Linked DNA regions of Homo sapiens: region 2 is linked to region 1. Evidence: chromatin loops called from intact Hi-C (ENCODE). Cell type or tissue: Calu3. All regions are shown on one strand. Each heading gives the region's core, and the rest is flanking DNA. Links, peaks and the distances in the headings are about the cores only. Region 1 has its middle 380 kb from the start of SLC16A7. Region 2 has its middle 600 kb from the start of SLC16A7.

Region 1 (2,934 bases), core at 258-2,757:
TTAAGCTCCAAGTGTGTTTCTTCTGGGTAGCCTGGATTGGGAACCTCTGAATGTGGGCTTGAAATAGACTGTTCTGTGATTCAATTCTAGGTCTGCCATTTCTATGTAACATATGTTTGAAAATTGATAGCATTAACTCCTGCTTCAAAGGGTTGCCAGAAGAATTAACGAATATAAAAGTGCCCTGATTATATTACACACAACAAAAATACCTATTATGTAAATATAGATTAACTAGATATAGAGAGAAATATAGACATAAGTATAGCTTAGATACAGATACAGCTCTTTCTTGATTAGCAACACTGAAAGTGCCCTAAGGAAATCCGTTAGACCCTCTGCTTTCTCTTGCTCTCTGTCACCGCATCCAACTCTGCCACATTTTGTGGGCACTTGCTGCCAGTAAAGAATAGGCAGTGGCCAAATAGTGACAGGTCGCCATCCCTGTTATGGTGCACAGTTAATCACAGTTATTGTGCACCATTCCATAATTATTTCTTACCACAAGCTGTGGAATCATCCTGCAGTAGTAATTGTGTGATTCCTTACATCTGATTCCTGCCTGGCTTGTTCATCTTCCATGATTGCACCAGCCAATAAAGAATAGTATGACCAGATCGTATCTGTGCTTTATAAATTCAGAGGAAGAGAGTTTACTGTGAAACTGTGTGATTCACTGGGTAATATTAATTGAGAAAGATGAAGCTCTGATATGGGCAGGGTAAATGTAAATTTTTGACTGATGAGTAATCGTTAGTGGTTTACTTTCAGGCATTTAGGCAGCCAATTAATCTCTGTTAGATTAATCTTGAATGAACTTTGAATGAATGAAGCCATGCATTCATCTAGTAGAAGATCTTCAGAAACTGACAGATTCTATTACTTAGAGAATCAGTATTTATATTTACCTTGAAAGCATGGAGATTTGAATATATCAAAAGCAAATATTCTAAAAAAATTCTAATGGAAAACTATGCCTGATAAGATGCTTATTATAATGTAATGAAAAAATATTTAGGAAATATTCAAAAATAGGAGAATAATTAATTAAATGTGTGACTCAGTGATGACTTAACTCTTTAAATGAAAATTGCTTCTCATCCCACAATGCTGACATTATCTTCTTAAAGAACTCAGGTTACACATGACTTCCCATCTCTACTCCCTTGTATACTTTATTGTGGTATGTTGTCCAGATTGCGACACCACCACTTTTTGGACTGAAGCACTCATTGTCTCAGCCACTGGAAGTACTGATAGCTGAATTCTTTTTGGCCAGCCCTACTCTAGTGTTTCCTTTTCCCAATCCACGACGACTCTGAAAGGTTATCTCAGTTCTAGAGCTCTGCAGAGGATTGGTTGAGGCCTTTGGAGTTCAATTCTCCCAAAGTCTGTCCGGCTCCAGTCAGGTGTTGGTCTGAGAGCATTCTCCAACCAATTTCCTGAATGCAAATTTCTTTCTCAGACACTGCTACTCAGGGAACAGGATCACCAAATTGCCTGGAGTGGTCACTTTTAAACAACCTGTACTGACGCAGCTCTCACTCCTCCAAATTGGGGTTTCAGCTACTGAAACCTGGAAACTGTGGCCTAAGTATTATTTCAAGTTCTATGAAGTATGTTGTCATACTTACAGCTTCACTTGCACTTTCTAATTTTACTTTTCAATAAATTAAATTGGAATTTAAACTACACAGAGGCAATAATTTAGGAAGATCAGTAAGTAAAAATTAAAAATGCCTTATCTTAGTTCCATTCCTATTCAGGCTCAGGCTCTAAAATCAGTTTAGCTGGTCTACTTTCATAAGCTTTTAATTGATCTGTCTGTCCCAATTATTTTCCCTCTCTAAACAATCTAATAAAGTCCTGAGATATAAATAATTCTTTAATACACACCCCGAAATTTGTCAGCTCAAAAAATTGCAGTAGTCCCAAAATGTCCCAGGAGTAAAGAAATAAACCCTGTATTATTCAACAACCTGGACCCAACCTAACTTTTCTAACCTAATGTAGATTTTGGTGTTTTTTTTTTTTTTTTTGGTTCTTACACATAACTTTTATTTTCTCCATTTCCAATTTCCTATGTTTCATTTCTTTAAAAATGTCTTTCCTCTATTCTAAAAGGCATGAATATCTATCAGGTGGAGTCCACATCAGACACCACTATTTTTGCAGTCTTACTGTATCTCTCTGGCCAGAGTGGACTTTTATTTCAAGCATCATATTTTATATTTGTGGTTTTCTTATCAATTATAACATTCTACCTTATATCAAGACATTAGAGGCCGTGCCTATTTATCTTTGCATCTCCCACTGTGCCTTCTTATAAAAAGTACTCAAAAACATTTTAAAATAAATCATAGAAAGTGAAAAGACATAAGAGAAATATACCATACTTGACACAGAATTTTTTTCTACCAATGAAACACCCTTGAAATATATAGAATCATTTTACTGAGTCAATAGTTATTGTTTATCTTTATTAACTAAAGCTGTTTTTCTCTTGCTGACTAAACTTTATGTCCTAAGTATAGCCCATTAATAATGTGTTTTCTTCAATATGCTGCAGCAGTCATCCATAAGGGAATAGTCTTAGCAATGCCTGCCACTCATGTTTTATCTCATGAGCTAAGATGCAGGTTTGAGGTATCACTTTGCTCACGTTAAAATATATCAATCAAAGTTATTTTTATGTATTTGGAGCTCACTTTGGCATATCAACAATCCAATTGCAATTGAGCCAGATTATGAAGCACCCAATTGCTTGATAAAGTATGCTATACCTTCAGAATTACAAGTAGATTTATATTTACCAATTTATATTCCTCGGTAGCCAAAGGAAAAATGAAATATGTTTTCTCAATTGCTGTTTTTATAAAACTACAGAAACAGGAGAAAAAAAAGTTGAACTTCAGCATTTTTTGGTTTGTCAGT
Region 2 (2,934 bases), core at 205-2,704, 220 kb before region 1:
ATATGTATTTGGGAATCCTAAAAGTAACATTATTATGTTATTATATTTTAATTACTTAACCTAAAATTTTACATGAAATTTTTTATTTAGGAAACAATATAAAAGTAACTAACTTTTAAAGAATTACTCTTTACAAAATCATTCATTAGAAAATCTGTAAGGAAACATATATTATAATTTTGATTATAATATATGAATTGCACACATATAGTGTATTTAAAAACAAATAAAACCATTAAAGAATGTAAGTTCCACCTGAGTACACAACAATATTTTGTCAAAAGACAAAATTATAACAAATTTAGTTTTAATATTTCATTGCTTTTATTACTGATGTATAAATTGGCCATCTCATCTGAAGAACAGAAAAGTGCTCCACTGGATATGGCAGAACAGTTAGTTTTTATAAGATAGCTTCAGAAGGAACAACAATAACTACAAAAATAGCACATACAAAAAGCAGATTGGTTAACATCAGGTTACTTTAGATTGCTTTCTTTGCAATGGTTAAACCAGAGGGGACTTTCTTATCATGCTGGCTAAAACTGGCCTGTGTGGGGATTTGGCTATCATTTCTCCTCTGATTTCTCAGAAGGTCAGATAAACAACTTAGTTTTGGTTTGGTGATGTGGAAATTTAGCATGAGCGACTCAATGTTGGTTTGGTTATTGAGAGTTAGTACAGGAGCTGAACCCAAATCAATGGTTTCTCATAATTTTTTTTAACATTTCTCATTCTTAACATTTAATAATTTTGACAAATATGAAAAAAATTTAAATTATCCTCAAACACTGATTACTACAGAAACAAATGGAGACTTGAGCAGATGTTAAAACATTAAAAGGATGATTGAATTTTAGGGGAAATGTCATTAGTTATTCTAGTCCAACATAACTTCAGGATACATAATGGTTGACTTGACTGGTATCAGGTGATAATTTTCTCCTAGCTGGCTTTGTCTGATTATGCTACTGCTGATTTCTGGCCTTCCTACTGTCTCTGAATGATACCTTCCTACTGTCTCTGAGTATCTAAAGCCTACTTCAGCTTCCTGGTCAGGTGCGTTTTCTCCATACAGTGATTCCTGATTGTACCAGCCTGAAGTAATTATTTCTTCCTTCTTCTATGGTCAACTTCACTTTAAATACATGAGGTTGTCAGAAAAATCACTTTGAATCAGTGAAACATTGACTAGTATATGAATATGTGAATATGTGAATGTTTCTGTTTGTGAACAAACATATTTTAATCATGTATAGTATATCTAATTTGAATCAAACTACAACAGAGTTACAAATAACCACTTTGCAGAAGGAAGAGGATGATGACATTTTGAATTCCATTTTAATGATGTCACCTGGATTCTTTATTTCATGTCTGTTTTACAGCTGTTACATACAATGCATAGTATAAAACACTAAAGGGCAAAGACTCCAGCAGCATTAGTGATTATTGCTATAGGTCAGTTTGCCCATTTACCATTCTAAGAAAACTCAACTATATCATTTTAAGTAATTACTTCTATGGATAATGCCTAAATGTATGTGTTTATACAGATGATAAATCTGCCATATAAATGAGTTAAGGATACCTGGAGAGCACTGTTAAGTGATAATTAGTGTCCAGCTTTCAAACATTATCCTTCTCTTTACATATCAATGGGTTGTTAATTTATTTGTAATAAAATCGATATAACTCACTTGATTTCATCTATAAAGAATATTGTCAACTTGCCTCAATGCCTTTAGAAATATCTCTGCTCATATGCATTGAAAGCATCAAGAATACTTAGTTCTAAGATTTTCAACTCAAGCTATTGTGGCGTTTCCATGTAGAGACTAAAGACCAGAATTTCTCATCTAATAAATCTTCAATTTATTGACCCTTCAAGCTATATGCAGAATGAACAATGTTCTTTTTGAAAGCCTACTTATAAGCCTGTTCATTTTATTTGTGTAGTGGCTTGCATTTGTGAATTTTCTTGAAGTTTTATGATAGATATAATTCTAAGACTTTAAATCTCTCTATGGCCTTTAAATAAAGATCAATTGTTTAGTTACTAAGTTCTATCAGCTAAAAATTACCACAAAAAAAAATGAGGGAAGAATTTTCTATTGCTCAGTGTGATTGAAAGACAGCTGAGGAAAAAAATATGATGGATTTTCATCTCAGCCACAGTGGAGCAATCACTAAACTTTTTGTATCTCTCTTTATTTATTTATTTATTTATTTATTTATTTATTTATTTATTTACATTTTTTTAGATGGAGTCTAGCTCTGCCGCCCAGGCTAGAGTGCAGTGGCACAATCTCAGCTCACTGCAACCTCCGCCTCCCAGTTTCAAGCAATTCTCCTGTCTCAGCCTCCCAAGTAGCTGGGACTACAGGCACCTGCCACCACGCCCAGCTAATTTTTTTTATTTTTAGTAGAGACGGGGTTTCACCATATTGGTCAGGCTGATCTCAAACTCCCGACCTCAAGTGATCCACCCACTTCGGCCTCCCAAAGTGCTGGGATTACAGGCGTGAGCCACTGCACCCGGCTTGTATATTTCTTTAAAATGAGGATGTCAAATCAAATAACCTTTAAAATTTCTGTCAAATTTAACATTTTGCAAGGACCTACAGGATACAGAAACTCTATCTGTGACTACTCTGACAGAATTTACCAGATTCAAATAAAATGAATAATTGTACTTATGACTTTGAAAAAAAGGTCTTTTTAAATTTTTTTTCTTCATTAAGTGCCTCCTTTTGTCATTACTGTCAGTGGCATAAATATAAGCATCTCTAATATGTTAGTTGCTTTCTCTATGAATTTTGAAGATTGTTGCCATTGGATCAAATTAGTTTTCATTGTTTCTTTTCACTGATGTTCACAGTGTACCAAATTTTTATTTTTTTAATTTTTATAGCATTGGAACCATAATATAAA

Evidence for each region. Hi-C counts contacts between places; a loop is a spot of excess contacts. Peaks named below come from ENCODE experiments on the same cell type or tissue, not always from the same donor. Only the 100,000 strongest peaks of a DNase experiment are listed, where the experiment ranks them.
Region 2: it touches region 1 in a loop (2.0-fold over the local background); 1 of 110 quality-filtered maps calls a loop at or near these places.

The regions. Positions count from the first base shown.
Region 1 is chr12:59,971,459-59,974,392 of GRCh38, reverse strand. No RefSeq gene overlaps it. Among named protein-coding and RNA genes, the nearest start is that of SLC16A7, 380 kb to the right of the region's middle. In Calu3, for the core only: no CTCF peak of the experiment used is centred there; a DNase peak (open chromatin) is centred at 1,232.
Region 2 is chr12:60,193,287-60,196,220 of GRCh38, reverse strand. No RefSeq gene overlaps it. Among named protein-coding and RNA genes, the nearest start is that of SLC16A7, 600 kb to the right of the region's middle. In Calu3, for the core only: no CTCF peak of the experiment used is centred there; no DNase peak of the experiment used is centred there.